Regions from separate parts of the Homo sapiens genome. Here region 2 is linked to region 1. A link is a loop called in an ENCODE intact Hi-C map of the cell type or tissue named here. Cell type or tissue: natural killer cell. All regions are shown on one strand. Each heading gives the region's core, and the rest is flanking DNA. Links, peaks and the distances in the headings are about the cores only. Region 1 overlaps ITGAX (integrin subunit alpha X). Region 2 overlaps FUS (FUS RNA binding protein).

Region 1 (16,909 bases), core at 7,848-10,347:
GCTGATTTAGTCCACACGACAGCCTGTGAGTAGGAATCAGTCGTGCAACAAACACTTATTTGTTTTTTCTTTCTTTTTTTCTATACATTTAAAAATATATAGAGACAGGGTCTCACTATGTTGCCTGGGTTGGTCTCAAACTCCTGGGCTCAAGCAATCCTCCCGCCTCAGCCTCCCAAAGTGCTGGGATTCCAGGTGTGAGCCACCACACCCAGACTCAACAAATATTTCTTGTCTCCATACGCCAGAGAATCCAACAGACAGAAATCCCTTCCACATGGACTTTAAATTATTAAAATCCATCTTGCAGATGAGGAAGCTGAGGCTCAGGGAGGGAACGCAAACTTGCCGGAGTGGCAGCTGTGCTGCAGCGTCCACACTCTTACCTAAAGTGTTCTTTGTCTCCTCGCAGGGTGGTGGTTGGAGCCCCCCAAAAGATAACAGCTGCCAACCAAACGGGTGGCCTCTACCAGTGTGGCTACAGCACTGGTGCCTGTGAGCCCATCGGCCTGCAGGGTGAGTCACCGCCCCTCCCGGGACCCAGGGCCGGGCTCCCAGGCTTCCCTGCTCCAGGGGCCCGTGGACTCACCGGAGTGTCACTTTCAGCTTCCACTGTGTCTGAGACCCTCACCCTCAGATATGCTTCCTGGCCCCTTAAGGCCTCCCCGCCCATCGCACTCCCGCAGCTCTGTCAAGACCCGACAGCTTCCTTCACCGTCAGACCTCCTTGTCTCCCAGGTGGAGGTGACCCCTGCCCAGCTCTTCCACAGCCTTCTCTGTACCCCCGAGAGTGACCATGCACATATCTGTCCCCACAGTGCCCCCGGAGGCCGTGAACATGTCCCTGGGCCTGTCCCTGGCGTCTACCACCAGCCCTTCCCAGCTGCTGGTGAGTGGCCCTGGGTCACAGGAGGCTTCTGAGGGAGGGAGGGAGGAGCCGGGGCCGCGGGGGGCTGGGAGTCTCCTGTAGGGTGGAGGTTCCGGAATGTGAGGGTGGGAGGAAGCAGGGGCAGCCCCCCAGCAGCCCGCTGTGTCCCCAGGCCTGCGGCCCCACCGTGCACCACGAGTGCGGGAGGAACATGTACCTCACCGGACTCTGCTTCCTCCTGGGCCCCACCCAGCTCACCCAGAGGCTCCCGGTGTCCAGGCAGGGTGAGTGTCGGGACCACCAAGGCTTTGAGGAGCTCACGCACATCCAATTGGGGGTGCGGTGGGCTAGAGACAGTCTTGCCAGAGTGGATCAGAAAGAAGGGATCTGGAAAAAGAGTTACCACGTGTTGCAGTGGTTCCTGACGCTGCTGCCCGCACATCCTGCCGATCGCCCGCACGCTGCCGGACCTTTCCTGTGACCTTAACCTCTCCAAGCCTCAGTTTCTTCATCTGTTGGATGGGGATAATAACACACCCAGCACTGAAAGCAACACAGGATGATTCATGGCCAGGGGTTAGCACAGCAGCTAGCACCAGGCGACAGCCCCATGAAGGCCAGCTGTTGTTATTTTTAGAGGAGAGGATCTATTTTCATCCAATGGGTCCTGGGATATGACCAATTGGTTTGTGCCGTAGTTTAGGAAAGGTCAGTGAAAGTGCAGTGTGAGCAACGTGTGTGTGTGTACATGTGTGTATATGTATGCATGTGTATACATGTGCACATGCACACATGTACATGCATGTGTGTGCATGTATGTGTGTGTGCGTGTGCACATGCAGGTTGAGACGCAGGGCCTGACTTCCCTGGTGCTGATGGGGAAGAAAGATAAGGAAGCAAAACAGTGGGCTTTGGCAGGCTGAGGCCTCCCCCTGGTTTCACATTTGCTCTCAAGCCTTTGGTGAGACTGACATCTGGCTGCAAATAGGGTGTGCCTTCCAGCACCTCCGTGGGTCCAGACTCCATCCACAGGGGCCTGGGCACCCATCAGAATGCCCAGGACACCTGTCTCTCCGGTGGAGGCCTCTGGGGCAGAGGGGATGCTTGAGAGGTCACATGGAAGGGGGTTTCCTCTCCAGGTGCTGGAAGATCGTCTCTTCTCAGGACAGATGCTAACTTCACACAGGAGGGGAGTGGGGGCCTGTATTTAAGCTGAGAACAGAACAGGCCCAGTGTGTGGCTGTTGCCTGGGATGATTTGTTTAAAATATTAACAATCAAGGCAAGAGGGTTGTTTGAGGCCTGGAGTTTGAGACCAGCCTGGGCAACATAGTGAGACCTCATCTCTACAAAAAATAAATATAAAATACAAAGTAGCTTGGCATGCTGTTACATACCTCTAGTCCTAACTACTGGGGAGGCTGAGGCAGGAGAATCGCTTGAGCCCAGGAGTTGGAGGCTGTAGGGAGCTTTGATCACACCACTGCACTCCAGCCTGGGTGACAGAGTGAGACTCCATCTCAATTAAAAAAAGAAATTTAACAAAACTACCATTCAGCACTGAGCAGTGAGGACAAACACTGGCTAGGGACTGGTGCCAGTTTGTGTCATTGCTGGATGGGGTGACATTGAGGGAGGAAGGAGGGGTGGGTCCAGGGAGGGGCACAGATATCCAGGGTGGTGGAGGGGTAGGCCCTCTGCTTCCTACCGTCTGAATTGGAGAAATCTTCCTGGTTTTTTTTTTTTTCTTTTTTTTTAGAGATAGTCTTACTCTGTCACTGAGGCTGGAGTGCAGTGGTACAATCACAGCTCACTGCAGCCTCCAACTCCTGGGCTCAAGTGATCCTCCCACCTCAGCCTCCAGAGTAGCTGGGACCACAGAGAAGAGCTACCATGCCCAGCTGATTTTTAACAATTTTTAGTAGATGTGAGGTCTAACTATGCTGTCCAGGCTGATCTTGAAATCCTGGGCTCAAGCAATTCTCCTGCCTAGGCCTCCCAAAGTGCTTGGATTATAGGAGTAAGTCACTGCACCCAGTCTGACCTTCACTCTTTTGTTGATGGGGCTGAGCAGCTTCATCACAGCCTTTTTCATTTTTTATTTTTTTGAGATGGAGCCTCACTCTGTTGCCAGGTTGGAGTGCTGTGGTGCGATCTCAGCTCACTGCAACCTCCACCTCCCAGGTTCAAGCAATTCTGCCTCTGCCTCCCAAGTAGTTGGGACCACAGGCGCGTGCCACCACACCCACCTAATTTTTGTATTTTTAGTAGAGACGGGGTTTCACCATGTGGGCCAGGATGGTCTCGATCTCCTGACCTCGTGATCCGCCCCCCTCGGCCTCCCAAAGTACTGGGATTACAGGCGTGAGCCACCACGCCTGGCTCATCACAGCCTCTTTAGGCAACTTTAAGAGAATGAAGGGCCTTGTTCCAGGCAAGGGGTTAGGGAAGCTCTGCCCCTGATGAGGAGAGGACCCAGGGTGTGGAGCCTGACTCCCATCGCCAGACTAGGGGCTTAGGGGAGGAAGGGTTTTGGGAGAGTGAGCTCTTGTGGCCAGGAGGCCACGGTCCTGGACTCCAGGAGTGTCACTTGGAGGACCGGTGCCACCTCCTTCCCCAGAGTGCCCAAGACAGGAGCAGGACATTGTGTTCCTGATCGATGGCTCAGGCAGCATCTCCTCCCGCAACTTTGCCACGATGATGAACTTCGTGAGAGCTGTGATAAGCCAGTTCCAGAGACCCAGCACCCAGGTGTGCCTTTGGGGGAGGGAGGCTGCTGGGGGTGGGTGCTTCGATCCTGGTGAAATGGCCTCAGCCCCAGCCCTGTGTGCTTCTCCCAGTTTTCCCTGATGCAGTTCTCCAACAAATTCCAAACACACTTCACTTTCGAGGAATTCAGGCGCAGCTCAAACCCCCTCAGCCTGTTGGCTTCTGTTCACCAGCTGCAAGGGTTTACATACACGGCCACCGCCATCCAAAATGTCGTGTGAGTCCTGATTTCTTCCAGGCACAGTCCCAAAGCACCCAGGTCTTCCCTTGGGCCTCATCTGTCTCCACGAGAAGGGGACAGGCAGGGACCAAAATCCAGCCCGTGATACCCTTGCCAAGCTGGGGCCTCTGGGTGGGACTGGGGCCTCCCAAAGGAAAAGGCATCTTCTAATTTTCACAAGGGCACCAGGGGCTAGTGTGGTTTGGTTCACAGGCCTCTAAGACCTCTCCTTTCCTGATAGGCACCGATTGTTCCATGCCTCATATGGGGCCCGTAGGGATGCCGCCAAAATTCTCATTGTCATCACTGATGGGAAGAAAGAAGGCGACAGCCTGGATTATAAGGATGTCATCCCCATGGCTGATGCAGCAGGCATCATCCGCTATGCAATTGGGGTAGGGCGTGGGATGGCTTCCCACTTCTCCCACGGCTTCCTCTCAGGGCAACTCCCCTTTCTGTGTATGTTCTTTTCTCTTTGAGACAGGGTCTTGCTCTATCACCCAGGAAGTGGTGCAATCCTAGCTCACTGCAGCCTTGAACTCCTGGGCTCCAGTGATCCTCCCACCCCAGCCTCCCCAGTAGCTGGGACCACAGGTGTGTGCCATCAAGCCTGGCTATTTTCTTTTTGGTTGAGATGGGGTCTTGCTATGTTGCCCAGGCTGGTCTCAAATTCCTGGCCTTAAGCAATTCTGCCACCTTGGTCTCCCAAAGCACAGGGATTACAGGCGTGAACCACCGCCAACAACATCCCTTTCAAGGATAGAAACACCAGCTCTCTCGGCTCTTACTGCCTTAAGGATGAAAACTCTGCCCCAGACTGGAGACCATGATCCTTTCTCCTAAACTCCCTGATGCTGTCCGGGCTTCGTGTTTCTCCTGTGTCCACCGGGTGTGATCATGTTGATCTTGTGGGGTTATTGGAAGATGTTGCACCCAGTGCACACAGGCACATTTGATTTATTATTTTTACTGAGTTGATCTTTTCTGGGGACAGGTTGGATTAGCTTTTCAAAACAGAAATTCTTGGAAAGAATTAAATGACATTGCATCGAAGCCCTCCCAGGAACACATATTTAAAGTGGAGGACTTTGATGCTCTGAAAGATATTCAAAACCAACTGAAGGAGAAGATCTTTGCCATTGAGGGTGAGTCTGAAGGGAGCTCTTCGCTTGGGGAATCCTCAGCCGTTAACACCTTTCCACTTAGAACCCGAGGCTCCGTGAAACAGGTAGACAGCGTCTCGGTTCTCCTGCTTTCCCGGGACCCCGATAGCCATGTCTGTCAGCTTGTCCCCACTGACGTCCCCCAGCACTGTCAGAGCTGCCCCAAAGTGGCCCCAGGGATGGCCCTGCTCCCCACAGAGAGTGATCTCACACCACCACCGGCTCCACTGCAGAACAAAAAGCAGTGCCAGGCCCAACCCAGGAGACCCTTCCACCCACACCGGGCCCTACCCAGCCCACATCCCACCAGCCACTCACTCCCCTGGGCAAGGGGCACACGGACACCTGGCCCCCTCGGGTCTGCTTGTAGACCTGTGGGGGGCCCTGATGAGGACCAGATCGGTGCTGCCATCGCTGTCCACATCCATGGAGCAGAGGGGGGCCCCGAAGTCGGAGCTGATCTGGAGGGCAGAGCCTGGTCCCTGTCACAGGCACCAGCTCTCCCTGTAGCCTCCAGTCTTAGCTTCTCCTAAAGCTGAAGTGTTCTTGGACCTGGCAAAGCCCGTCTCCCTCCCTGGCACTCAAGCGTCATGCCTTCCCCCAGGTACGGAGACCACAAGCAGTAGCTCCTTCGAATTGGAGATGGCACAGGAGGGCTTCAGCGCTGTGTTCACACCTGTGAGTGGGGCCCCTTAGGCCGATGATGTGCCGTGAGGGGAGGGGGAGCAGGGAAGGCCAGGGTGGGTGTCAGGTGGGTAAGAGGCGCAGGCGGAAGGCATATCTCTGGTACATGCTGTCTTCCTGCTCCGGCCTCTGCTCAGCCCTGGAATCCTTTTCTCCCAGGATGGCCCCGTTCTGGGGGCTGTGGGGAGCTTCACCTGGTCTGGAGGTGCCTTCCTGTACCCCCCAAATATGAGCCCTACCTTCATCAACATGTCTCAGGAGAATGTGGACATGAGGGACTCTTACCTGGGTGAGAAACAGCCAGGGGTTGGGGACAGGTGGGAGATGCACTGCCCAGGGTGGGGTCCAGGGTTCTGGGGAAGGGGTATGGGGGCTGTGCTGCCCAGGGTGGGGTCCAGGCTTCTGGGGAGGGAGGATGGGCACTGTGCTGCCCGGGGTGGGTTCCAGGTTCTGGGGAGGGGGGATGGGGGCTGTGCTGCCTGGGGTGGGGGTCCAGGGTTCTGGGGAGAGGGGATGGGCGCTGTGCTGCCTGGGGTGGGTTCCAGGGTTCTGGGGAGAGAGGATGGGGGCTGCATTGCCCAGGGTGGGGTCCAGGGTTCTGGGGAGGGGAGATGGTGCTGTGCTGCCCGGGGTGGGGGTCCAGGGTTCTGGGGAGGGGGAATGGGGGCCTTTGTGCTGAGGCCTGGGCCCCTCAGGTTACTCCACCGAGCTGGCCCTCTGGAAAGGGGTGCAGAGCCTGGTCCTGGGGGCCCCCCGCTACCAGCACACCGGGAAGGCTGTCATCTTCACCCAGGTGTCCAGGCAATGGAGGATGAAGGCCGAAGTCACGGGGACTCAGGTTGGGCGTGACAGGAGCCAGAGGGGAGGATGAGGGTAGGGGAGGTGGCTGGGGCAGAGGAGAGGATGGAGGGGCTTTGAGGGCCTTGGGGGAGGTCCTGGTACCTGGGGAGAGGTGGGACCTGGCCCACAGGGCTGCCTCTGGCAGGGACAGGCAGCATGACCCAGGCTCTGCCCTTCAGATCGGCTCCTACTTCGGGGCCTCCCTCTGCTCCGTGGACGTAGACAGCGACGGCAGCACCGACCTGGTCCTCATCGGGGCCCCCCATTACTACGAGCAGACCCGAGGGGGCCAGGTGTCTGTGTGTCCCTTGCCCAGGGGGGTGAGTGGCTGATGGGCCTGGGGTGGGTGGGGTCTGGTGTGGGTGGAGGGGTTGCCCGGGTTGGGCCTGGCACTGCTTTTTTTCTGCAGTGGAGAAGGTGGTGGTGTGATGCTGTTCTCTACGGGGAGCAGGGCCACCCCTGGGGTCGCTTTGGGGCGGCTCTGACAGTGCTGGGGGATGTGAATGGGGACAAGCTGACAGACGTGGTCATCGGGGCCCCAGGAGAGGAGGAGAACCGGGGTGCTGTCTACCTGTTTCACGGAGTCTTGGGACCCAGCATCAGCCCCTCCCACAGCCAGGTGAGGCCGTGTCCCATTTCTGTCACTAGAGCAGCCTGCTTCTTGCCTCTCCCACTCTGTCATACTGGAAAACTGTCCCTTTTTACCTTTTCCTACCTCCCTTGCCCAGCTCTGAGCACCTTGTAGCAGTGGCGTGGTCTCAGCTCACTGCAACCTCCGCCTCCCAGGTTCAAGCGATTCTCTGCCTCAGCCTCCAGAGTAGCTGGGATTACAGGCATGCACCACCATGTCCGGTTATTTTTTGTATTTTAGTAGAGACAGGCTTTCGCCATGTTGGCTAGGCTGGTCTTGAACTCCTGACCTCAGGTGATCTGCCTGTCTCGGCCTCCCAAAGTGCTGGGATTATAGGCGTGAGCCACCATGCCCAGGCCCCTGCCAGTTTTACAAGGTACACAGGTCAGGCACAGAAAACCCATTTTACAGATGGAATCTGGGACACTAGGAAGACAAGGGCCTTGGTTTGTTGGAGGTTCAGAGTGGGTCCGAGATGGTGAAGGGCACTCCGGCCTCCTGACCTCTAACCCGGTGTGCAGTCTCCCGGCTCCCTGCTGCTCACCACTTAGGTCCAGTCATTTCAACCTTCCCTTCCACTCGCCCCTCTCCTCCCTGGATGCTACATGATTTTATTCCCTTCCTGCCATCAAGGTCCCACCAAATGCCCATCCCTGCAGCCGCCCTCCACCCCAAGGGAGCAGGGTTCCCTGAGAACGAAGGGCTGCTTTTCTTGGCAAAAGTCAAGAAAGCTCTGTTAAAAAATAGGCAAAGGGGCTGCTCCAGGTGGCTCACATCTGTAATTCCGACACTTTGGGAGGCTGAGGCAGGAGGATCACTTGAGGCCAGGAGTTTCAGGCCAGTCTGGGCAACATAGGGAGACCCCATCTCTAGAAAAAATTTTAAAAATTAGGCAGGCATTGTGGTGCTGTAGTAACTGTAGTCCCAATTACTCGGGAGGCTGAGGTGGGAGGTCACCTGAGCCCAGGAGGTTGAGGCTGCAGTGAGCTATGATTGCGTCACTTCACTTCAGCCCAGGTGAAAGAGCACAATCCCGTGTCAAAAAAAAAAAAAAAAAAAAAAAAAGGGCAAAGGATTTGGATAGGGTAGACGTTTCTCCAAAGAAGAGGTACAAAGGGCCAATGGGTGCATAAAATGATTCTCAATGTCATTAGTCATCAGCAAATCAAAACTATAATGAGATGCCACTTCTCACCTACTAGAATGGCTAGAAACAAAGGCGGATAATGACAGGTGTTGGTGAGGATGTGGAGAACCGGGCATCCTCCCCCATGCTGGGGATGATGTAAATCCACGCAGCTGCTTTGGAAATCAGCATGGCAGGTCCTCAAAACATTAAACATAGGCTGGGCACAGTGGCTCATGCCTGTAACCCCAGCACTTTGGGAGGCCGAGGCAGGTGGATAACCTGAGGAGTTTGAGACTAGCCTGGCCAACACAGTGAAACCCCATCTCTACTAAAAATACAAAAAAAAAAAAAAAATTAGCTGGGCATGGTGGTGGGTGCCTGTAATCCCAGCTACTTGGGAGGCTGAGGCAGGAGAATCTATTGAACCTGGGAGGTGGGGGTTGTGGTGAGCCGAGATCGCGGCACTGCACTCCAGCCTAGGCAACAAGAGCAAAACTCCGTCTCGAACAAACAAACAAACAAAAAGTTAAACATAGAGTTGCCATGTGATCTGGCAATTCCACCTATAAAACATGCTAAGTGAGGGAAGCCAAACACAGAAGGCCACATGTATTCAGGCCAAATGTCCAGAACAGACAGATCTGTAGAGACAGAAAGTAGATGAGCAGTTTCACAGGGCTGGGTGTGGGGGAAAGTCAGGGGCATGAGGGTGACTGCTAATGGGTGTGGAGTCTCTTTTTGGGGTAGTGGAAATGTTCTAAAATTGATTGTGGTAGTGGTTTCACAACTCTCTAAACATACCAAAAGGCACTAAGTCATATACTTTAAAGGGGTGAGTTGTGTGCTATGTGGTCTATAGCTCAAAAAAGCTGTTACCAAAAAGAAAAAAGTGCCAAGGAAGGTCCCTGCAGTTCTGTCACACACCAGCTGTGTGATCTTTGACAGGTAACTCACCCTCTCTGTGCTCAGTTTTCTCACTGGTAAAATGGTGATACTAATAGAACCAACCTTATTGAGCTGCTGCTGTGAGGATTAAATGAGTTAGTATGCATGAAGTGCCTGGCACACAATAGGTATCATGTTGTTATAATCTGTTTTAATTATCATTAAGATAGTTTAACAACTGGCCAGGCGCGGTGGCTCCCGCCTGTAATCCCAGCACTTTGGGAGGCTGAGGCAGGCAGATCACTTGAGGTCAGGAGTTCCAGACTAGGCTGGCCAACATGGGGAAACCCCGTCTCTACCCAAAATACAAAAATTAGTTGTGCGTAATGGCGCATGCCTATAATCCCAGCTACTTGGGAGGCTGAGGCAGGAAAATGGCTTGAACCCAGGAATCGGAGGTTGCAGTGAGCTGAGATTGCGCCACTGCACTCCAGCCTGGGTGATAGAGTGAGACTCCATCTCTAAACAAACAAACAAACAAAAAACACATAGTTTAACACCTGAAGGGGAATCTAAAGAAGAGGGTGAAAGACTGTTGAGAATAACAAGGGCCCACGTGTTGTCATGAAACTGCAAACAGTTCGTACCAATTCCCACAACCCATCACATGCAGGCATACCTTGTTTTATGCGCTTTGCAGATACTGCATTTTTTACACGCTGAAGGTATGCAGCGACCCTGCACTGAGCAAGTCTATCAGTGCTGTTTTCCCAGCTGCATGCACTCACTTTGTGTCTCCGTGTTACTTTGGTAATTCTCACAATGTTTCAAACTTTTTTGTAATTATCATGTCTGTGATGGTGATCTGTGATCAGTGATCTTCGATGTTGCTATTGTCCTCTTTTTGGGGCACCATGAAGCACGTCCGTATATGAAGGCGAACTTCATAAATGTGTGTGTTCTGACTGCTCCACCACTGATAGCTCCCCTGTCTCTCTCTCCCTCTCCTGTGGCCTCCCTATTCCCTGCAATGCAATGATATTGAAATTAAGCCAAATAATAACTCTACAATGGTCTTTAAGTGTTCAACTGAAAGGAAGAGTCACATGTCTCTCACTATTTATTTATTTATTGAGGCAGGATCTCACTCTGTCACCCAGCCTGGAGTACACTGGTGTGATCTTGGCTCACTGAAACTTCCCCCTCTGGGGTTCAAGTGATTCTCCTGCCTCAGCCTTCTGAGTAGCTGGCATTACAGGTGGGTGCCACCATGCCTGGCTAATTTTTGTGTTTTTAGTAGAGATGGGGTTTCACCATGTTGGCCAGGCTAGTCTGGAATTCCTGACTCTAAGTGATCTGCCTGCCTTGGCCTCCCAAAGCACTGGGATTACAGACGTGGGCCACCACGTCTGGCCACATATCTCTCACTTTAGATCAAAACCTAGAAATGATTAAGCTTGGTGAAGAAGCCATGCCAAAAGCCAAGATGGGCTGAAGGCCTTTTGCACCAAACAGCCAAATTCTGAATGCAAAGAAAAAGTTATTGAAGGAAATTAAGAGTGTTACTCCAGTGAACATATGAATGATAAGAAAGTGAAACAGCCTAATTGCTGATATGAAGGAAGTCTGAGTGATCTGGATAGAAGATCAAACCAGCCACAACATCCCCTTAAGCCAAAGCCAAATCCAGAGCAAGGTCCGAATGCTCTTCAGTTCTATGAAGGCTGAGAGACGTGAGGAAGCTTCAGAAGAAAAATTGGAAGTCAGCAGAGGTGGAAGTCAGCAGGGTTCATGAGGTTTAAGGAAAGAAGCAATCTCCACAACATAAAAGTACAAGGTGAAGCAGCAAGTACAGATGGAGAAGGCGCAGCAAGTTCTCCAGAAGATCTCTGATGAAGGTGGCTACACTCAACAACAGGTTTTCAGTGTAGATGAGATGGCCTTCGATGGAAGAAGATGGCATCTAGGACTTTCAGAGAAGTCAATGCCTGGCTTCAAAGCTTCAAAGGACAAGTTGACTCTCTTGTTAGAGGCTAATGCAGCTGGTAGGACTTCAAGTTGTAGCCAGTGGTCATTTACCATTTGGAAAATTCCAGGGCCCTGAAGAATGATGCTAAATCCACCCTTCTTGTGCTCTAGAAATGGAACAAAGCTGGGGTGACAGCACATCTGTTTATAGCATGCTTGACTGAGTGTTTTAAGCCCATTCTGGAGACCTGCTGCTCAGAAAAATAGATTTCTTTCCAAAGTTTGCTGCTTATTGACAGTGCACCTGATCACCCAAGAGCTCTGATGGAGATGTTCAAGGAGATTAGTGTTGTTTCCATGCCTGCAAACACAACACCCATTCTGCAGTCCATGGACCAAGGAGTAATTTCGACTTTCAAGTCTCATTATTTCAGAAATACATTTCATAAGGCTATAGCTGCCATAGATAGTGATTCTTCTGATGGATCTGGGCAAAGTCAATTGAAAACCTTCTGGAAAAAAATTCACCATTTTAGATGCCATTAAGAACATTCATGATTCATCAGAGGGGGTCAAAATATCAACATTAACACGAGTTCGGGAGAAGCTGATTCTGATTCTCATGGATGACTTTGAGTGGCTCAAGGCTTCAGGGGAGGAAGTGATTGCGGATGTGTGGAAATAGAGAACCAGAATTAGAAGTGGAGCCTGAATTGCTGCAGTCTCATGATGAAACTTGCACAGATGAGGACCTGCTTCTTACAGATGAGGAAAGAAAGTGTTTTTTTTTTTTTTCAGATGGAATCTATTCCTGGTGAAGATGATATAAATATTGTTGAAATGACAACACAAGATTAAGAATATTACATAATCCCAGCACTTAGGGAGGCTGAGGTGGGCAGACCACCTGAGGTCAGGAGTTCAAGACCAGCCTGGCCTACATAGGGAAACCTCTCTACTAAACATCTCTACTAAAAAAATTAGCTGGGTGTGGTGGCAGATGTCTGTAATCCCAGCTACTCAGGAGGCTGAGGCAGGAGAATCGCTTGAACCCCTCAGGCAAAGGTTGCAGTGAGCCGAGATCACACCACTGCACTCTAGCCTGGGCGACAGAGTGAAAGTGTGTCTCAAAAAAAAAAAAAAAAAGAATATTATATAAACGTAGTTGATAAATCAGCATAGAATTTGAGAGAATTGACTCCAACTTTCTTTTTTTATTTTTTATTTTTTATTTATTTTTTTATTTTTTATTTTTTTTATTGATCATTCTTGGGTGTTTCTCGCAGAGGGGGATTTCGCAGGGTCATAGGACAATAGTGGAGGGAAGGTCAGCAGATAAACAAGTGAACAAAGGTCTCTGGTTTTCCCAGGCAGAGGACCCTGCGGCCTTCCGCAGTGTTTGTGTCCCTGGGTACTTGAGATTAGGGAGTGGTGATGACTCTTAACGAGCATGCTGCCTTCAAGCATCTGTTTAACAAAGCACATCTTGCACCGCCCTTAATCCATTTAACCCTGAGTGGACACAGCACATGTTTCAGAGAGCACAGGGTTGGGGGTAAGGTCACAGATCAAGAGGATCCCAAGGCAGAAGAATTTTTCTTAGTACAGAACAAAATGAAAAATCTCCCATGTCTACTTCTTTCTACACAGACACGGCAACCATCCGATTTCTCAATCTTTTCCCCACCTTTCCCCCCTTTCGATTCCACAAAACCGCCATTGTCATCATGGCCCGTTCTCAATGAGCTGTTGGGTACACCTCCCAGACGGGGTGGTGGCCGGGCAGAGGGGCTCCTCACTTCCCAGTAGGGGCGGCCGGGCAGAGGTGCCCCTCACCTCCCGGACGGGGCGGCTGGCCGGGCGGGGGGCTGACCCCCCCACCTCCCTCCTGGACGAGGCAGCTGGCCGGGCGGGGGGCTGACCCCCCCCCCCACCTCCCTCCCGGACGGGGCAGCTGGCCGGGCAGAGGGTCTCCTCACTTCCCAGTAGGGGCGGCCGGGCAGAGGCGCCCCTCACCTCCCGGACGACTCCAACTTTCAAAGAAGCTCTACTGTGGCCAAATGTTATCAACCAGCATCGCATGCTCCAGAGAAATTTCATGAAAGGAAGAGTCCATCCAGGCAGCAAACTTCCTCACGGTCTTATTTTAGGAAATTGCCATAGCCACCCCAACCTCCAGCAGTTGCCACTGTGATCAGTCAGCCGTGTCACCATCAGGCAAGACCCTCCACCAGCAAAAAGATTATGCCTTGCTAAAGGCTTAAACGATTGTTAGCATTTTTTACCAATCAAATATTTTATTTTTATTTTTGAACTTTTAGATTTAGAGGGGGTACACCTAGCCTTTCTAGACTCCCTCAGTAATTGGTAAATTTCTCTTTTTATTTTGTTATTATTCCTTTTTTTCTTTTCTTTTTTTTAATTTTTATTTTTTAGAGACAGAATCTCATCATGTCACTCAGGCTGGAGTTCAGTGGCGCAATCATAGCTGACTGCAGCCTCGAACTCCTGGACTGAAGAGATCCTCCTGCCAAAGACTCCTGAGTAGCTGGGACCACAGGCACAAAGCCAGTGTGCCCTGCCCATTATTATTACCTTTTTTTTTGAGACAGAGTCTCGCTCTGTCACCCAGACTGGAGCACAGTGGTGCAATCTCCGCTCACTGCAACCTCTGCCTCCCGGGTTCAAGTGATTCTCCTGCCTCAGCCTCCTGAGCAGCTTGGATTGCAGGTATGTGCCATCATGCCCAGCTAATTTTTGTTTATTTAGTAGAAACGGGGTTTCACCATGTTGGCCAGGCTGGTCTGGAACTCCTGACCTCAGATGACCCACCCGCCTCGGCCTCCCAAAGTGTTGGGATTACAGGTGTGAGCCACCGCGTCCAGCCATTATTATCACTTTTAATGGCTGCTAGTTCCAGGGTGCACAGAGATTTAAAGGGCACATTCTTCCAGGGATTGGGCATAACATGAGCACTGGGAATGAAGGTGATAGGTTCTACAGGGGAGGCAGTGCCTGGGAGGGTGGATCTGGGTGTGGGTGCGACCACTCCCTACCCCACCGCGGCTTTTTCTTGTCCTTTGAAGAGACAGAGTGACAGCAAGAAACAAAAAGGGGACTTGGGCCTGGGGTTGGACGGTCTGGTGTTAGGTCTGCAGTCAGCCTCTTAAAGGCTACCTGGGGTTGACACTGTCCCCAACCTCTCTCCTGCATCTTTGCAACGAGGGAGGTGAGGTTGGACAAACTCTGAGGTCCCTTTCAGCCTTAATACTCATTGTGATATATTATTGACTGCTGGCTGTATCCTGGGTGCTGTTCTAAGAACCGTAGGAATTCCTCTCCTGAGCATGGCTAAACTCTGAGCTAATAGTATCATTATATGAAAGATGAGGAAACGGAGGCACAGACAGATTGAGTCCTTGCCCACGGCCTCGTGGCTCATACGTGGAGGAGTCAGAATTGGAACTAGAGACTGATCGAATGAATGACACTCGGGTCACCAGGACACCCTTCCTATCTCCACTCTTACATCTGTTTCTTAGCAATCATCTCCCAACTCCTACCTCCTCTTTTCAGGTTCTTCTTGGTGACATCTGTTCACAACTCACCCCTTCTCTCCCTTTCCGATGGTCCTACCTCCATATTCCCCTTGTTACTTATTTCCAACTTCTTCCCCTACTTTCCATCTTGATTCACCCTTCTCTCCTCTGGCCAGCGGATCGCGGGCTCCCAGCTCTCCTCCAGGCTGCAGTATTTTGGGCAGGCACTGAGCGGGGGTCAAGACCTCACCCAGGATGGACTGGTGGACCTGGCTGTGGGGGCCCGGGGCCAGGTGCTCCTGCTCAGGTGAGAGCAGCCTTTCTCAGAGGCTCCCCAGGTGGTCCTAGGTTCAGATGGGGGTGCCCACCCCACGTGGTGCTCCCAGGAGCCGACGGCCTGTCCTCAGCTCGGTGCTCTGCCCGCAGGACCAGACCTGTGCTCTGGGTGGGGGTGAGCATGCAGTTCATACCTGCCGAGATCCCCAGGTCTGCGTTTGAGTGTCGGGAGCAGGTGGTCTCTGAGCAGACCCTGGTACAGTCCAACATCTGCCTTTACATTGACAAACGTTCTAAGAACCTGCTTGGGAGCCGTGAGTCCCCTCCCCTCCAACCCAGGACACCCTGACCTCTGGAGTCCCCCATCCCAGGCCCCTGTCTCCCACCCTGCTCATTGTCCACCCAAGGAGTTCCTGTCTCAACGCCGTCCCTGCGACCGCCTACAGGTGACCTCCAAAGCTCTGTGACCTTGGACCTGGCCCTCGACCCTGGCCGCCTGAGTCCCCGTGCCACCTTCCAGGAAACAAAGAACCGGAGTCTGAGCCGAGTCCGAGTCCTCGGGCTGAAGGCACACTGTGAAAACTTCAACCTGCTGCTCCCGGTGCGTCTGGGCATGAACGTGGGTGGCGGCCGCGCTGGGGCTGGCAGAAGGCAGGGCAGGGAGAGAACAGGCTGTGTTCCGGCCTCCCTGTGGCTCAGCCCAGCACAGGACCAGCCATGCAGGACGTGCTTACTGCACGTTAGCCAGTGAGTGAGTGAGCGAGCAAACAAGTGATGAGATCGGCTGCAATTTCCAGGGGCCACACGATTGGATTTCAGGAAAGAGAATTGGGCAACCTGAGAGAGCTCTGGGGCTTCCGGCTGGGCTTTTTTTCAGGCATTCACTGGACAGGGGTTTATCGAGCTGCTCCTGGGAGACAGGCCTTGCCCTGGGGGCCAGGGGCATAGGTGGCCAAAACAGTCATTGCTGATCGGGAGGTCTGGGGGGGGGGAGGAAAAAAACAAAGACAAACAAGGGGAGAGAACAGAGAGGGTGTCAGGGAGGCCTCCTGAAGGCGGTGACGCTGAGCAGGCTCTGGAGGAAGCTGAAGCCGCGCGGGAGCTGGGCAGAGGCAGGATAAGAACTGCGGATGAGGCCGAGCGCAGCTCTTACCCTCCCCTTACCCTCCGCTCCCCGCGACGCCCGTCCCCCAGAGCTGCGTGGAGGACTCTGTGACCCCCATTACCTTGCGTCTGAACTTCACGCTGGTGGGCAAGCCCCTCCTTGCCTTCAGAAACCTGCGGCCTATGCTGGCCGCCGATGCTCAGAGATACTTCACGGCCTCCGTGAGTCCTGGCACTGGGTCTCCCAGAGAGGGTGCACAGCGTGGGGCCTGGGTCTCGGAGAAAACCCCCCGTTGCCTTCCCACGCAGCTACCCTTTGAGAAGAACTGTGGAGCCGACCATATCTGCCAGGACAATCTCGGCATCTCCTTCAGCTTCCCAGGGTGAGCGCCCCCACCTTAGACCTGCCCTACTGCCCCAGCCTCCTTCCTGGAATCTGGGACTCCTGCCTCTGGCTCTCCCTAACATTGTCTCATCCTATAGTCAAAACCCAGGTGTCTTGGCTGGGCACAGTGGCTCACGCCTGTAATCCCAGCACTTTGGGAGGCCGAGGTGGGAGGATCTTTTGAGGCCAGGAGTTAGGGATCAGCCTGGGCAACAGAGCGAGATCCCATTTCCACAAAAACAAAACAACAACAACAACAACAACAACAACATCACTTGAGTGTGGTAGAGCATGCCTATAGTCCCAGCTACTTGGGAGGCTGAAGCTTAAGGATTGCTTGAGCTCTGGAGTTGGAGGCTGCAGTGAGCCATAATCACACCACTGCACTCCAGCCTGGGTGAAAGAGCAGGACTCTGTCTCTTAAAAAAAAAGAAGAAGAAGAAGAAGAA
Region 2 (5,804 bases), core at 2,557-5,056, 180 kb before region 1:
CTCATGAGCCAGGGAGTATCTTTGGTGGGGAGTGTGGAGGATTGCATGAATCTCCCTGAAGCCAGTCCCTAGTGCATGGTTTAGTATTCTTGTTGTCTAGGGATCTGTGAGGGCTTTGATTTGGGGGCAGTGACTTTCTTTTTACATCCCCATTTTATTTTTGTGAGAACTTGGGAGCCTGAACTCCCATCCATACCACTGAATAGAGATTTTGAGTAATGATACTTGTTTCCAAAAAAAAAGAAACCATACATAGATACGTATGGATTGGAGTCATTAATATCCTAGGCAAGAAACATGGAAGTGAAGACTTCTTTCTCTGCAAGGGAAACCGATGATCCCACTCCTGGGAAATAGTAGGGAAACTTGGTATGTGTATTCCCATGTGTCCTCTAGGGAGTTGGTAATGGTTAACCTGACTTCAGCTTCCAGGAATTGGCTACTCTTCCCGTTTTCTATAGTCATTTGAATCCACGAGCTTGATTTGCACTAATTTGACCGACATTGATTTTGTGTGTGACTTGGTTTATGGGGCCAGCTGACTGAAGTAAGCAGACCTTTTGGGCAAAAATATGCTTTGACAGTGGTCTCCCACCTATTTGTTCCACTGTCTGCCTTCCCCTGGTTACTTAAAATTCATCAGCTTGTCCAACTGGACCTTCTTTCCTTCCTGCTGAAGTTGATTTGAAGTAAAACCTTAGATTTGATGTTAAAACAGTTGTCAAATCTGTTGGTAAATAAGATTTGAAGGACCCTACTCTGTCTCCCTTGAAAAAGGGGAGGAATGTCAGTGTTACTGTTTTTGGAAAAAGTAGATTTTTAAACCGAGTTTGGAAATGGTAAGTATGCAGAGGTGGGTGGGGGCAATCTCAAAAACGTGCAAAAATGAGGAAAACAAAAATGAGGAAATGTGTGCGTGTGTTTAATGCAAAACTTTAAAAAGAAAAACAACTGTTATGTGACTGTTAACTTGCTCTGCATTTTATGTGCCACAGGTATGAAAGGTGACATTGCAAAATACTCCGCTCTTCTCGCAGTGTAGAAGGGGTGACCCCGGGGGTTGGGGGAGATCAAAAACAGCTCAGTAGTTAGGACAGAGCTTAGCTAAGTTTGTCTTGCTTTAAGGGGAAGTTGCCTTTGGTTTTGACTTTTTATGGAATGGGGTTGGGTCTGCTTGCTGCTTTCAAAGCAAAAACCACAAAAATGTGTTCAAGGCTACCCCAGCCTGGTGTGAAATGTCTTCTGGGTAAATTGGGGTAGGGTTTTTAAACCAACTACTTGGTTGTCAACCACTTGCGACAAGAGGAAAAAAAAACATCTGCTCCATCGGAAGAACGACCAAGGAAAATGGGTTATTTTTTTTCCAGAGGAAATAGATAACGTAACCTTTTAAAGCAAAATCTTTATAAACTGTGTCTGAGAAATTGCACACGTGTGTGTGACATGCTCAAAGGTCAGACAAGGGGTGGTCAGGAAGGGATGTATTTTAGTAGCCACTTGTATCTTTTTCCAAAAACACCTACCCATGTTTGGGGAATGTTAAACAAAATCAAAAAACAACCTTTTGTAGCCGTTGGAAGCTTCATGTCCTTTCTTCTAACTTGTCTTCTCCAGCGGAAGTGACCGTGGTGGCTTCAATAAATTTGGTGGTAAGTGAACAGAGTTTCCAAAATTCCCAACTCCCAGCAATGCTTTGTCTGATTGTTCATTTGCAGATGTCTTAGCGTGTTAATTTAAATGTCAAAGGTTTTGAGGTGTCCAGAACCACCTCCAGAAAGGGGTAGGGTAGAATGCCACCTGTTGCCTGGTGTGTGCTAACCTGGAGCAGGTAGGGGTAAGACTCAATAGTCATCTTTTACCAAATGGGTTTGCCCCAGGTTAATAAGAGGGGTCTAGTAGGCCTTGGACTGGGCCGTTGCCACACCTGGCACTTAGTGACCATCATCATGAGAAACTGGAGAGTGCGTGCTGGAACACGTGGTGCCATCTTGGCTTTAGGATCCTTTTGATCGTTGTGTCCAAGGCTTGTGTGTGTGTGAGTGTGTGGGAGACAACTCCGAATGTTTAATTCTGGAAGAGGGATGTAACATTGCCCTGAGGATGGTGAAGTTGGTATACATTTATAAAGTACGGAATGGTGTCAATGAATGCAATTCTATGTATATGGACTTAACTGAGATGGGCAAATAGAAACTAGCTCTGGGAAGGAACATGTGCACTACTTCAAGAAAGATTGGAAGCATGTGTGGCTCATGGGAAATAACCAGGTCTTAAACAGCACAAACTGAATTCGTGGACCAGGAAGGTCTTAAACAGCACAAACTGAATTCATGGAAAAATGACAAATTTGAGAAGTCTCCCAGTAAGCTGGAACTTTTCTGGTTTGGTTAACAAAAGGTTTCTTGATTTGTTTCAAGATTTAAAGCCAAAGGTGTGGGTTCATGACTTAGGTGTCATTGCGTGTGGGTACAATATTTATATATGGCGAATTCAGATAAACATTGGTCAAAGATGGTCTCTGGAAAAACAAAATAGAGGCTGCATTACGGAAATAAGATTTCTGGTCTGTTCCCTGGGACATGCTTAAAAAATACAATAGCTATTATGTATGGTTTTTATTTTCATGTGGTTTCGGGGAAACAACACGGTTTTAAGGATGGTTTCTAAAGATGAAATTAAAAATTGTTCCACAAGGGTTAAGTGTCTGGTGGTAAAGTTGGGAGAAACTGGATGGATGCACATCGCATGGCTGGTGGCGAGCCCATCTCTCTTCTCTCGGGTGAGAGAACCGGGCCAAGCTGAGTTGGTTTGTTCACTTTAATGGGTCTCCGTTTCCCCTGCCACCTGTGCTGAGGACATTTCCCAGCCTGAGCTGGGGGAGGCAGCATTTGCTGAAGTGTGGAGTTGTCTCTGTGGAGACTCAAGTTACAGATCTTAAGGGGCCTGCCTAGAATTTTCTCCTCTGGGCAGGCGACCCAGGAAAGGGTTTGGAGTGAGGCTGTGAGCACTTACTTGATATTTTACAAGTTTGGATTTGGTGTTAATTTTTTTCCTTGTCCGTTTTTTCCTGTTGACTAACGGCTCATCTTTTCCTTGTTTTTGTTTTTTTTTTGTTCTTTTTTTCCATGTCACTAAAGGCCCTCGGGACCAAGGATCACGTCATGACTCCGGTGAGTTCACACGTGGTGGCATGAAAAGAGTGGCTAAAGTGGTATCAAGACTGCCTGGATGTTCTTTGAAACTATTATAAAAAGGAAACTGAAAAAAATGGGGATAGAGAAGGAAGGGAGTTAGGTGTGTCCTTAGTTAGCAGTGAGAAGTATTTGTTACGAAGTATTTCTCAGAAATACCTGGCTTGTGGGTTCCACCCCCAGTGATTTAGGTCTGAGAGGACCCTGAAAATCTACCTTTCTAACAAGTCCCCAGTGATGCTGATGCGTCTGGACCACACTCAGATGGTTTACAGCAGTGGTTCTTTCAAAATGTGGATCATGTCCAAGTTGGTGAACAAAACTAGTGAAAGACCTGACCACATGAAGTAAAGCATTGAACTCCTGTTTAGGTTGTATTGATGTTTGTGTACTAGATTTGAATGTAAAATGGGTTTCTTATTTAATTCGGGGACCTTCAACTGAAAGTTGATAAATACTGATGGACTTTTCTGTGTGGTCTTGTTGGGCATTTCACTCCTGAGCCCTGGTTTCCATACTGTATACTGGGTGTTAACATGTTTCAAAGGATAATTGTCAAACTGAATCTGAAATTTATCAGCATGGCTGGCATATAGGGACTCAAAAGGGATGTGGATTTCTTTTTAGTTGTCTTCCATAAACCAAATGATACCAGTTGCTTGATGGATACTAGGTGCTTTAGGTTTTTTCCTGTGTTTTTTATTTTACCTTTTCACATTTGCATTTTCTCTGTTCAACAAGCAGAACAGGATAATTCAGACAACAACACCATCTTTGTGCAAGGCCTGGGTGAGAATGTTACAATTGAGTCTGTGGCTGATTACTTCAAGCAGATTGGTATTATTAAGGTACTTGTGGAGAGGAGTGGGAGCTTTCTGTCAGTGTTGTAGGCTTGTGGATTTCACACATTAGTAAAAGCAAGTCTTTAATGGTTGCCAGCAGTAAAAACAAGTCTTAGTGGTTGTTGCCAGCTTAATTTGTTGAGGAAAGAGCCTTAGTTACTGTTTTCTAAAAGAGAAGTTCTATCTTAACACAAAAAGTATAACTTATCAGAGTACCCTAAACTCTTGAGATTTGTACTCTATAGTAACTTTTAGTTTTATCTTTCAATATTGGAGTGAGAGACAGTTTTCTTTAATGGAGGTTTACATGTGAGGTAGGAAGAAGTAACTGGGAAGAGGGGAGCTGAAGTTTGGGAATTATAAACCTCATGTTCTAGAGGAAGAAGATGGAAAGGGAGTACTGTAGCCTTTAAAATTGATGTTACCTCATTTTGCTTTCTTCAGACAAACAAGAAAACGGGACAGCCCATGATTAATTTGTACACAGACAGGGAAACTGGCAAGCTGAAGGGAGAGGCAACGGTCTCTTTTGATGACCCACCTTCAGCTAAAGCAGCTATTGACTGGTTTGATGGTATGTATGAGAAGGCTGGCAGAGGTGGGGCTGGGGATATAGGGCAGCAAGCCTTAGGAAACAAGCCATAGTTTGAGGGTTCTTTTGAGTCTTCCAACACTTACTTTAGCTGCGGTTTCAGGTAGTCTCATTTTTGCTTATGTGTCAGCAGATTATAAACCATTTGAGAAAGGCACGCTTCTCTTGTATTTTCGGATTAATGTGTCTTGCATTTAAAGTCTGTTGATGATTTTTTGTTTCTCTAGGTAAAGAATTCTCCGGAAATCCTATCAAGGTCTCATTTGCTACTCGCCGGGCAGACTTTAATCGGGGTGGTGGCAATGGTCGTGGAGGCCGAGGGCGAGGAGGTGAGGAGCTACCTGCTAGTGGTGCAGAGGGGTAATGGGGAGAGTGCAGAAGATGGTAAAGGCTTGCATGGAATGGGTTAGATTTACCAAACTTGGAGAGGGAGCAGACCCATACTTGGTCTATCTGCATTAGGACCCATGGGCCGTGGAGGCTATGGAGGTGGTGGCAGTGGTGGTGGTGGCCGAGGAGGATTTCCCAGTGGAGGTGGTGGCGGTGGAGGACAGCAGCGAGCTGGTGACTGGAAGTGTCCTAATCCGTGAGTGAAACTTAATTTTTTTCTTAGTTCTCTTGCATGCGTGCTCTTTGATATATTGGTACTGAGGTATGTGCGTGTTTTCCAAAGAAGTAAATGTCAAGGCCACACTGTTGGGGTCAGATTTAGCCAAAAGCTTACCTAGGTAAGGTTGATGTAATGGGAAAGGTAATGGATTGGGTTCAGTAATACTGATTTTTGTTCCTGACTCTGAGAAGCAAGCCGTTTTGTCTTTCTGAAGCTTCAGTTTCCTCACTGTATCTCTAAAGTCACCGTAGTTTCTTCCTAGTTCTAGGTCTTGCCTATTCCCCATCGCTCCAGACTGATTGTCTTCCTTTCTCCTTAGCACCTGTGAGAATATGAACTTCTCTTGGAGGAATGAATGCAACCAGTGTAAGGCCCCTAAACCAGATGGCCCAGGAGGGGGACCAGGTGGCTCTCACATGGGTAAGAAAGGCAGACCTGGTGCTAGGGAGCTGGGACCAAAGAATCCTTAATTTTTCAGCGGGGAGGCTCGGGGAACATAGGGGAATGGGAATATGATAGATCTTGTTTCTTTTGTCCTAGGGGGTAACTACGGGGATGATCGTCGTGGT

Evidence for each region. A loop is a pair of places that touch in the nucleus more often than their neighbours do. Peaks named below come from ENCODE experiments on the same cell type or tissue, not always from the same donor. Only the 100,000 strongest peaks of a DNase experiment are listed, where the experiment ranks them.
Region 2: a loop joins it to region 1, with 4 times the contacts of the local background. A loop is called at or near these places in 2 of 110 quality-filtered maps.

Annotation. Positions count from the first base shown.
Region 1 is chr16:31,356,213-31,373,121 of GRCh38, forward strand. ITGAX (integrin subunit alpha X) reads left to right here. Exons shown (of 30, transcript NM_000887.5): 3 at 413-516; 4 at 819-889; 5 at 1,041-1,152; 6 at 3,488-3,618; 7 at 3,708-3,853; 8 at 4,098-4,251; 9 at 4,851-5,001; 10 at 5,624-5,697; 11 at 5,863-5,992; 12 at 6,399-6,541; 13 at 6,723-6,863; 14 at 6,953-7,162; 15 at 14,872-15,002; 16 at 15,122-15,285; 3 more. It also overlaps the pseudogene LOC100422479. Among named protein-coding and RNA genes, the nearest start is that of ITGAX, 9.5 kb to the left of the region's middle. RefSeq lists an enhancer at 12,347-12,953. In natural killer cell, for the core only: no CTCF peak of the experiment used is centred there; DNase peaks (open chromatin) are centred at 8,439 and 9,109; H3K27ac peaks cover 1,680 bases.
Region 2 is chr16:31,185,188-31,190,991 of GRCh38, forward strand. FUS (FUS RNA binding protein) reads left to right here. Exons shown (of 15, transcript NM_004960.4): 7 at 1,615-1,649; 8 at 3,138-3,170; 9 at 3,936-4,039; 10 at 4,478-4,607; 11 at 4,853-4,954; 12 at 5,088-5,211; 13 at 5,555-5,655; 14 at 5,776-5,804. Among named protein-coding and RNA genes, the nearest start is that of FUS, 8.0 kb to the left of the region's middle. In natural killer cell, for the core only: no CTCF peak of the experiment used is centred there; DNase peaks (open chromatin) are centred at 3,484 and 4,054; H3K27ac peaks cover 2,231 bases.